Regions from separate parts of the Homo sapiens genome. Here region 2 is linked to region 1. Evidence: read pairs that join two places in POLR2A ChIA-PET (ENCODE). Cell type or tissue: HepG2. All regions are shown on one strand. Each heading gives the region's core, and the rest is flanking DNA. Links, peaks and the distances in the headings are about the cores only. Region 1 holds the start of AGT (angiotensinogen). Region 2 overlaps CAPN9 (calpain 9).

The links. Peaks named below come from ENCODE experiments on the same cell type or tissue, not always from the same donor. Only the 100,000 strongest peaks of a DNase experiment are listed, where the experiment ranks them.
Region 2: POLR2A ChIA-PET joins it to region 1 with 19 read pairs; 3 of 35 experiments call an interaction of 5 or more read pairs at or near these places.

The regions. Positions count from the first base shown.
Region 1 is chr1:230,711,358-230,716,731 of GRCh38, forward strand. AGT (angiotensinogen) reads right to left here and starts at 2,765. Exons shown (of 5, transcript NM_001384479.1): 1 at 2,729-2,765. In HepG2, for the core only: a CTCF peak has its summit at 4,348 (motif pointing right); DNase peaks (open chromatin) are centred at 349, 2,964 and 4,354; H3K4me3 peaks cover 3,803 bases; H3K27me3 peaks cover 246 bases.
Region 2 is chr1:230,770,074-230,775,447 of GRCh38, forward strand. CAPN9 (calpain 9) reads left to right here. Exons shown (of 20, transcript NM_006615.3): 7 at 1,941-2,026; 8 at 4,481-4,558. Among named protein-coding and RNA genes, the nearest start is that of CAPN9-AS1, 22 kb to the right of the region's middle. In HepG2, for the core only: a CTCF peak has its summit at 3,222 (motif pointing left); DNase peaks (open chromatin) are centred at 2,588 and 3,238.

The sequences.
Region 1 (5,374 bases), core at 128-5,127:
ACTCTGCTGATGGCTGGCTCCCAGGCTTCTAGCTTCCAGAACTGTGAGATAACACATTTCTGTTGTTAAACCCTCCCAGTCTGTGGTACTTATGGCAGCCCAAGCAGATTAAGACATGCTCCTGCCTGCAGCTGTAAGTTCTCTTCCTAGAGAAACAAGTGTGTGCCAATCAGTAGGTCTTTGTGGAGGCCTCCTAGACCCCTGAGATGCTCATTCGAGGGCCCTAGGGTGAGGGCTGGGGATGGTTTTGTCATCTCCCTGTGGTCCCAACATGCAGCCGGGATTGAGCACCACAGGCTCAGCCCAAAGTCCAAGTATTTCCCACGTGTCTCAACCCCAAAACCAGCTCTCAACCATCCCTGCATAGCGCTATCCCCTGCAGAGCCCCAAAGGCATGCATACCTAGCATGGCTTGCCCAATGATAGTTGGATTCCTTAGTCTGTGCTGGGACCACGTATAAAAAAAAAAAAAAAAAAATAGAAAATTCTCAGGTGACTCTGATATGTAAGCAGGGTTTAGAACCCCTGCCCTAGACACGGGTCCAGCACCACGTTCTCTCAAAGGCCTTGCAGCTGGGCTTCAGCCTCAGCTGCTACAAATGAAAGCTACCCTGAGACCCCCAGAAGAGGTTCTTGGGCTGGCCCTGCTAATTCATTTCATCTGACTCTTCTTGATTGAAGGGATGAACGTTTATTCTATTGATTCATTCAATTCTAACATTTTGTACCACATCTCACTCATTTCTTGTGGAGGGGGGTGTACTGCAATATCGTCACTTCTTGGCCTTTTCTGTCCCCCCAGGGCTAGGCCAGGCTTCCTTGGAGCTGTAGCGTGTCATCACTGACTCAAGGCCACCTTGATGCCTAGATTTTTCTGCTTCATCTAAGCATACCCAGTCATTCTTCTTACATTGGCAGCTGGCTTCCCTCACCCAGACCCGTAACCAGCACCTGCCCTCAACACGGTGCAGCTGCTGAAGTACCTGGTGTGTTTTGTTCTGCTTCAGTCATTCAAATGCCAAATTCTGACCTCAGCTACCATCTCACCCCACTCCCCATGCATTTGACTCCATCCGCTGTTCTCAGGAAGAGCCACATGACATGGAAAAATGGAACAGAAAACTCTCTCTGCTGCTTGCAGGCCTTTCTGTGCAGAGAAGCCTAAGCCACCAGTTCACACCTAATCTAGACAGTCACATCAAATCAGGTCAACAGGGGAAACCTGTGGGAACCGACTGCTGGGAAGTCCTGCCTGACAAGCGCCAACTGTTCGGGGTTTGGATGGCGCTGGTCGATGCAGCCCGCTCACTGTGCTGCTCCTGCTCAGGCAGCGTCTCCAGAGACGCAATTCCATGGGCCATTTTTGAGGCAGAGACTGTCGTTTGTTCTCAGTTGTGATCTGCGGCTGCTCCCTAGGCTGGTTCCAGGTCTGCACGCAGCCGCGTCCTGGGAGTAATGGTGCTCTGGGGTGGCGGGCCTGACACCCTCGCCCTGAGTGCCCCTCCGCCTTCTCCTCTCCTGCCCCTGCCTCTTGGCCAGCACCTGCCCCTTCTATGTCTCCCTACTTCTCCCGGGCTGAATGCTAAAGGTGAAGATGACGGCTCATGCTCCTGTGGTGCCTGCCATTTGCAGGGCACTGTTCTCATATCAACCCCTCTGACCTCACCATAGTCCTCACCTTCCCTGAGGTTTCCCTGATGCAGTATTTCACCCTGCAGCTTTCCCCACCACACCGGGCACTCTCAACTCTCTCATCCAGCTCCCCTTTTCCCTCCTTATAACCCTCTGTACCATGTAGTTATGCACTTATTCTGTCCAGCGTCTTTGTCTGTTTGCTCTGATGTGAATGTGAGCCCCGGAACAGGGTTCCCGCTGTTGTGTTTACTAATACAGCCCACATTCCTAGGATAGTCCCTGGGACCTACTGCATCCTGGAGAAGTAGTTAATGAATTGGTTCATGCTGTTTTGCAGAGGAACAGAGAGGTCCAGTGACTTGTTCAACGTCACACAGCTGGGAAGAGACAGAACTAGGACTCAGAACCAGGCCCCCTGACTCTGTCATCCACGAGCTGAAGCACCAATCTACGCTGCCCTCGAATAAAATTGGAATCTGCCTTTTAGCTTATCCCAAAGCTTAGAAAGCACTTTCATGTTATATTAGTTCTCTTCAGCTATACCAGAGCCCCTGAGACAGGGAGCCCAGGCATCGTTATTAGTTCCATTTTATAGGTGAGCAAATCGAGGTTCAGGGAGATGGTGACCAGCCTGATGACACACAGTCAGGCAGTCTGTCTCGAGGGAGGGGTAGGGTGACCACTCTGGGGATCCCAGCTGGAGACTGACCGAGCCCGGCCCTTCCCTCCAGCCCCAATTCCTGCACAAGCCCTGCTATTCCTCCTGATGGCAAGAGGACCCGGTGGACTCTTGGCCATGATGACTCTGTTCCTGTACCAGTCTGCTCCGTTCCTGAGGACCCTAACTTTTCTCAGCGGAAGCAGGAAGACCTGACCATCTTGTCCTATTGCTGAGGAGGAGCAGCTCCTCCTGTAAGACCCCAGGTGGGCACCGAGTGGGGGAAAGCCCGCGTCCGGATGACTGGTCTTATGAGAGGGGAGAGGTTTTTCAGTCATCACCGTGCCTCCTCCCGGCCTTTTCCTCCTAGCCCACAGCTCAGTTACATCTGAGAGAGACAAGACCGAGAAGGAGCTGAGGGGGCCCCCGGCTTACCTTCTGCTGTAGTACCCAGAACAACGGCAGCTTCTTCCCCCGGCCGGGTCACGATGCCCTATTTATAGCTGAGGGGTGGGGATGGAGCTGTTCCCAGGCTGCCTGTGCACAGGCTGGAGAGGAGGGTTACATCACTTGGCCAGACCACAGGCTGGCCAGAAGGACAGATGCCAGAAGCGACACTCACGCTGGGACCTCTTCCAGGAAGTCTTAGTGATCGATGCAGAGTTTCACTGCTGAACAGAGTGAGCCGGTGCAGGGTCGAGTTACACATTTACCGAAGTTTGCAGGAGTCGGGGCCAAGGTTCCCAGAAACGGGAGCATCTCCCTAGGTGTGTGACAGCCTGAGGCCAACCACCCAGGCCTTCTGACCCAGCCCCGGGAGATGTACCCCCAAGAGGCCACAGGGACATGCAGGCCGGAGGTGCAGAGGGCAGAGGGCAGGGGAGAGTCTTGCTTAGGCAACACGGGGGCCACTTCTGACCCTGCTGCCCGCTCATGGGATGTGTGACCTTCAGCTGCTCCAAAGAGCCTACCCTGTGCAAAGGCCTCTAATAGACACTGGGGAAAACACACAAGCAAGTGAAAAGTGCCTTCTGGAAGTTTCCAGTGTAGCTGGGGAGACTGTTAAACACCAACAATAGCACAGCCAGATTGAAAGACACAAACAAAATGCCTTCAGGATGCAGGCATTGAAAGATGTGCTGTTCTGTGTTTATGCTGTACAAATTGCAAATGGTAAGTTTCACATGACCAGTAAAAGGGTTATAATTCTTATTTTCCTATAGGTAAGACTTGCTTTTGTAGTCATTATAACAGGGCATGACAGAGACCTTGGTGAGAGTCGCCAGAAGCCAGTGATCACAAGTGACGCAGTGGGTGAGGCAGGTTGGGAGTGGTGATGTGTCCAGCCTTAAATACATGGTATTAGGGCACTGAAGGGACAGGAAGGAAGATCCTGCTTCAACACAAGCAGGTTCAAGGAGCCACGGCATATCCACGATGGCAGACATGAAATTACCCAGGAATGGAACATTTAACAACAAAGAGCAGGAAGAGATGGTGCCTGGATATGAGGCAGAAGCTGTACATTCACTGACTGAACAATCAACAAACACACAAATACCTCTTTTTTACCCATTACTCTAAATCTTCATTTAAAAAAATCATATCTCACATGGGCCTGTAAATTCTGAAATACATTTTTTTAATTACTTTGTTCCTATAGATAGGGACTCCTCAAAAATCACTTGTCTGGGGCCCCACAGCGACTTAGAGGTGGCTTTGTCTGAACAGAACATTCGGGCCAGGTACAGTGCCTCGCATCTGTAATTCAAACACTTTTTGAGGCCAGGAGATGGAGGTTACAGTGAGCTATGATTGCACCACTGCACTCGAGCCTGGGCTACAGAGTAAGACTCTGTCTCTAAATAAATAGACAATTTTAATTTAATTTTTTTAAAATAAGAGACCATTCAAAGTGCTCCTGCCTGCGAATGGGTTAGTTGGAACAGTAGAGACTGGGGTCCTAGGCCTGGCTGTGCCACTAACTAGTTGTTTGAGGATCAGCAAGTGGTTTAACTGCAGTAACAAGTCCACCTGGACACAAGGGGGAGGTAAGGATCTAGCACTGATTAAGCAACAACCTTGTGCCCAGTGTTTAAATATTTCGGCTCTTTAAAGCCTCACAATTTGTTTCATTCACTCACTATTCCTGGTGCTCAGCATATGTCAGGGAACAAAACAAAGATCCTGGTCTTTGGGAGAGTTTCCACTGTGCCTGGGCCTCCTGCCTCGGGCCCTTGGAATGATCACTCCATTCAACAGCAAAGATAATAAACAACTGATCAGGTAACATGCTGGAAAGTGGTGTAAAAGAAAATAAAATTTCAGGACCCTCTAAATTTGGCCTCTAAGCAAGCCAAACTTCTCTTAATAATGACACGTTACTGGGGAGAACATAAGAAAATAATTTTGGTTAGATTGGACCCAATAAAGAATATCTGCTTAAACTTGTTGCAAGATTGGTTAAAAGCCCTTAATCCATGCCCAAGGCTGACTATCAGCTGGGGGATCTTCTACGTAAGGCTTTAAAGCTCATTAAAATCAATCAGAAAATTGCTAGAGAATTTTATTGAGAATGTAAATTATTCCCATAAGGAGCAGCCATTCAAACTGACTGCAGACATTTGACCCAGCTCAGATTCAGGCCAGTTTTCTTCCCAGTAGGCACCTTCTGTGTTCATTCCATCAGTGGAAGTTTCTTATGTGTACATTCCATCAGTGGAAGTTAGGGACAGAGCTTATCTGTGGCTAAATGAAGACTGTTGAATGAAAAGCAGAGGTTCTACATAGAAACCAAATAAGCCATCTGATATGGTTTGGCTGTGTCCCCACCCAAATCTCCAATTGTAGCTCCCATAATTCCCATGTGTCATGGGAGGGACCCAGTGGGAGGTAATTGAATCATGAGGGTGGATCTTTCTGATGCTGTTCTTGTGATAGTGCATAAGTCTCATGAGATCTGATGGTTTTATAAAGGGGAGTTCCCCTGAACATGCTTTCTCTCTTTTGCCAGCCACCATGTAAGATGTGCTTTTGCTCCTCCTTCACCTTCCACCATGATTGTGAGGCCTCCCCAGCCAC
Region 2 (5,374 bases), core at 270-5,269, 59 kb after region 1:
CCCCTGACATTGTTCCAGGATCACCTGTAATACGATTTATTGTAAGGCATTGGCTCATGCAATTGTGAAGAGTAAGAAGTCCCACGATCTGCTCTCTGCAAACTGGAGGCCCAAGAAAGCCAGTGGTGTAGTTCTGGTCTGAGTCTGAAAGGAAGGCCTAGCCACCAGGAACACCAATGGTAAAAGTCCCAGTCTGAGGGCAGGAGAGACGGATGTCCCAGCTCAGGCACCCAGGAAGAGAGAGTGAATTCCCCCTTCCTCTGCCTTTTTGTTCTGGTCAGGTCTTCACAGATGAGATGAGGCCCACCTACACTGGGGAGGGCAATCTGTTTTACTCAATCAACTTAAATTTCATGTCACCCAGAAGCACCCTTGCAGACACAACCAGAATAACCTTAAAGCAAATATCTGGGCACCCCATGGCCCAGTCAAGTTGACACATAAAATTAATCACCACGAGTCCCATTCTTGTAGCTGTAGCCCAGGGTGGAACTGATCCTGGGGGACACCCAGACTCCACACAGCACCACCCTGACTTCAAGGGAGCTGTTGGTTAGGAGGAGAGATCCTTGAGGGGCACAAGGGGAAGAGAAAGAAAGAATTGAATGAAAGAGGAGGACAAGAAGCCAAAGGTATCACTCTGCCAGACTCAAGCTCAGCAAAGCCCAGCAGCCTGCCTTGCCCACTCCATGCCTCCCTGGACCAGTCTCAAGCCCAGTACTTAGAAGGTGCAGATGCACCTGGTCTTCTGTAGCCACCCACCTTTTGAGTGACATCCTCTGAATGCGTGGGGAGTAAAGAACACTGAAGGGAGACCCTGCCCTTCCTCCTCACTGGAGCCAAGGTGTGAGACGCCGTTGGACTCTTTGGGATTCTTTAGAATGTTAGCTATTTGTGTTGGCTCCTTTGTCCTCCTTCACCATCCATAGATGACTTGCAGATTGCTCACTCAAGCAGGCATGTGATGTTTCTAGGTTAGATCTTCTACGTATTCCACGTAACAACAGAAACCTCTCATCATCTTGGTTTGCTTGATTTTGCTTCCTCTCCCCCCTACAAGGAACTCACCTGCCCTGAACCTTTCAAATTAAATGAGCCCCTTTAATGGTGAGCCACAAGCCACATCTTGGACTCCGAAGAGTTGATGTTACTTGAATTTTTACACATCCAAAATATAATTTATGCCAAATGCATGAGGATAAAACATTCTGACTGCTACAGTTTCTGGTTAGTTGATAACTAGAAGTCTTTTACTTTCACCCTCTCTCCTCTAAAACCCTTCTCAAATGCATTGGCCCTTGTCCCTGCTCCCAGGCAGAGCCTGAGGGCACACAGGCTCAAGGGTGATTGAGGTGAACAGCAGGAATCCTCACAGACACCTGAAATAAGGAGAATATTGGGTCTAGAAGACGTAAAAGCTGTTTTTGTTTATTGTTGTGTTTAAATCCCCAACATGTGCTTATTTTCTTATCATTCATCTGTGCATGGGATGCTAGGATGAAGAAAGTTCAGTAATAGTTCCATGAGCACCTTTGAGGACTACTCTTTACCATTCACTCTGCTAGATGCTGAAGATGCCTAAGACTTGGCTCCTGCCTCTAGGGAGATCCAAGTCTAGAGAGAAACCCATTTTTAGATTCATATGGACTAATTTCTTGTTAATTGCAATTCTACTTTACTTCCCAGATGTGGCATAAGCATTTTGGTGCTTAATATAATATCATTGGCAATAGTAGCAATTATTCAATAGGAATTAGAAGGTTCCAAGGGCTGGTTAAGAACTGGCGAACTTCTACATACCTTCAGCAGCATTTTAGGCAAGAGACTTTCAACAGAACCAGTTCTGGATGGAGCTGGTCCACCTGGAGCTCATAGATGAATGTGGCCAAACCTCCACCATATTTATCATTTCACACTTCCCTCATGCTTTTCCCTTCTAGGTAAGCTTCCGAGGCCAGAGAATCGAGCTCATCCGAATCCGGAACCCTTGGGGCCAGGTTGAGTGGAACGGGTCGTGGAGCGACAGGTCAGTCACCCTATCCTGCCTCTCTGGCTGGTTCCCGGGGCGTGTGGGGCCAGAGCTGGCTTGTGCAGACATGTGAAGGAGTGGCCTGTCTACTATCCTCCCGGGCTCTGACTCAGGATCCTGTCCCGATTCTGAGGTGCCCCTTCTTCCTCCCCTTTCAGCCCTCAGGCCCACCTTGCATCAAGGTTGATTCTCAAGAAAGACTTTTACAACAGCACTCTAACTTTCACGAATTGTATTTATGTCAATACATAAATGTGTTACCTCCCATGGTGATGTTTATAACCCAGTGATATGGTGAAAAGCTTTATCTGTAGTTGTGAGTAACTCCAGTAAGCAGTGTGCATATGCATAAGTGCGTGTGTGTTTGTGTGTGTGTGTGTATTTGGAGTGTCGGAATCCCTGAAATATTACCTAGCATGTAACTATAGGATTCTCTCTGATGGTCACTGACCATGGCAGAGGCCCAATAGCCCAGCAGAGAAATAGAAGTGAGGCTGAGCATGGTGGCTCATGCCTATAATTCCAACACGTCAGCAAGCCGAGGTGGGAGGATCACTTGAGTATGAGAGATTGAGGCTGCAGGGAGCTATGATTGCACCACTGCATTCCAGCCTGGGCAACAGAGCATGTTGACCCCATCTCTTTTTTTTTTTTTTTTTTAAAGGAAAAAAAATAGAGGACATGGAATTGGAATTTTATCTATTACAGAGCTGTTAACCAGAGTTTTGGCCCCCAGTTATCAAGAAAGGTCTGCCTTTTCTGTGTGTGTCCCCACAGCTCCTCCAGCTCTGGTCCCTTGGGAAGTGGACCAGGTGACTAAGAACCAGGGATGTTTGTGTGGGTGCGTGGCAGGGCCTGCCTGAAGCTGTTGCTCGTCCGCTGCTTGTTGGGCTCCTGAAGCCCTTTCCTGCCACATCCATGGCCCCTGAGCTTCTGGGGAAATCTGAAGCTAGTCTAGAACTTGGTTAAAACTGAGCCAGTGTTTGTCTTCAGTCCAGACACAGCTACCAGGTCGCCAGACATGGTGCAGCCGCTGCTGTATTAGCCAGACCCCAGCGTGAGGGCAGGGCACACAGGCCTGTGCTTTCCAGGCTGTCATTGTCCCCATGGAGGCTCTCGTCCCACCATCCTCTGCTCTGGCCTTGGCTGCCGCCTTCTGAGAACCAAGAAGCATTGGCAGAGATGAGCTGAGATGGGTTGAGGAGGAAAGAGATTGGCCTCCCTCTCCTGGCAGAAATGGAAAGCACAGAGAACTACTGAAACCAAAATTAGTGAGACTGCGTCACGTTGTAAGATGTGCAGTGCCCCTCAACTTTGAGATCGTAGCCTATAAAGGGAAAATGGGCCATTGTCTCCCATTTTCTGGGACTCACAGAGGTAGAAATCAAGAAAGTGACTGAGAGCCAAGGCTGGAATAAAATTTGTCTTCCACTCATGCAGCCTCCATGGGTGATGGGAGGGGCAGGCGCCATCCCGACTCCCTGACTTCGCTGTGCTGCTGGTGACATGTGAGTAGGGTTGAAGGCACCGCATGGCCAGCCTGTCAGGCCAATTATCTGGGTGTGAGCCACTTAGGATAATGGCTCCAAAAGAAAATAATGGCTGCCAGTTCCACTCTTCTGACCCTGGCCCGAGCACCTGGAGACAGGTCCCGGCTGATCCTCCCCTTGGATCACCTGAGCACTCCCCTGAGGTTGAGTTGAGATCACAGGATGAGAGGGAGCTGCCACGTTGGCTGTAGCACCGCAACAGTGGTGACCTACTTTGAACTATTTGGAGGCGGCTGTGGGAGTCACAGAAAATGCAATGAACTTGGAGTCACAAATCCTGAGTTTGGAGAGTGACAGGCAGCCATTCCTACCCCTACTCTTCCCTGAGAGTGTTTCCATGGGCCTACCTGAGCCCTCTTATCTGCAGGACGGGCACACCTAGCTCACAGAACCCCACCTGGCTTGCCAGCGAGGTCACATACAAAAGGTGCCGGGTACAGACAACATCAAGCATGGGCAGGTGTAAGGCATTATCACCTTTCCAAGTGTCAGCTTGTCCATTAAGGAAGGGCCAAGTACTGCTCCAGGTCACATGGCAAGTTGGAGGCCAAGCACGAAAGTCAGCAGACTTGTGGCTTCCAGCCGGGCTCTTCTGCTACCCCACGGGCATGCAATGCCTTGTGACTATCCCAAGATAATCTTCCATGTCGGTGGTTCAGATCATCCTCAGGGGTATTTTATCCATCAGCAACACTTGGAGATGTACTTTCTGACCAGCCCTCTTATTTGGGGGCCAGTGGCTCACCTGCCGCTACATCCCTGGGTGCATTTTTGGGACCCAGTGAGTAGTTACTAAGCAGGTCTTATTTCCTCCATAACCGCACACTGTGGGTTCCACATCAAGGCCATTGTTGCTCTTCATCATGACCTCTGCCTGAACACCAATTTTGTTTACTCCTAGTTCTCCGGAGTGGCGTTCTGTTGGTCCAGCTGAGCAGAAGCGTCTGTGTCACACTGCTCTGGATGATGGGGAATTCTGGTACCGTGCTTGTTCCTGTGTTAACTGCAGATACGAGCAAGTCCCATGGCCCTGGGGCGTAAGGAGCACTGTGCTTCTCTCTCGCTTTCCTTTTTCTTTCTTTCTTTCTTTTTTTTTTTTTTTTTTTGAGACGGAGTTTTGTTCTTATTGCCCAGGCTGGAGTGCAGTGGTGCGATCTCGTCTCACTGCAACCTCTGCCTCCCAGGTTCAAGTGATACTCCTGCCTCAGCCTCCCAAGCAGCTGAGAGTACAGGCATGCGCCACCACGCCCGACTCATTTTGTATCTTTAGTAGAGATGGGGTTTCACCGTGTTGGCCAGGCTAGTCTCGAACCCCTGACCTCAGAGAAACCACCCACCTTGGCCTCCCAAAGTGCTGGAATTACAGGTATGAGCCACCACGCCCAGCCTTCTCTCTCCATTTTTGGCAAATCAAATTCATCTGTCTCAGACTCCTCATATACACCCAGATTAGAGGGAAATTTAATCTCCCTCCTGTCTTGGTGGGGGCTCACCCCAGCTCTCGGTTTGTTGAAGAGTCTTCAGGGGGTTCCTGCAATCCAATAGAGGAAGAGCCTCTGGTCTCTAGCCTGACACACCTCCTTGGCACTCTTTGTCATCCAGGTTTACACAGTGAATTTGAAGACAGGCAGCCCTACTGCTCACAGGATCCATTCCCTCCACACCCATCTTGATGAGAGGTACCTTTGAAGGCAGCTGCCCTGAGAGCATCTAAAGATATCGACCTACGTAGGAAGTAAACATTTCTACTCTGGACTTTCCCTTGGCCTGAATCTCTTTGTTTAATTGAACATTT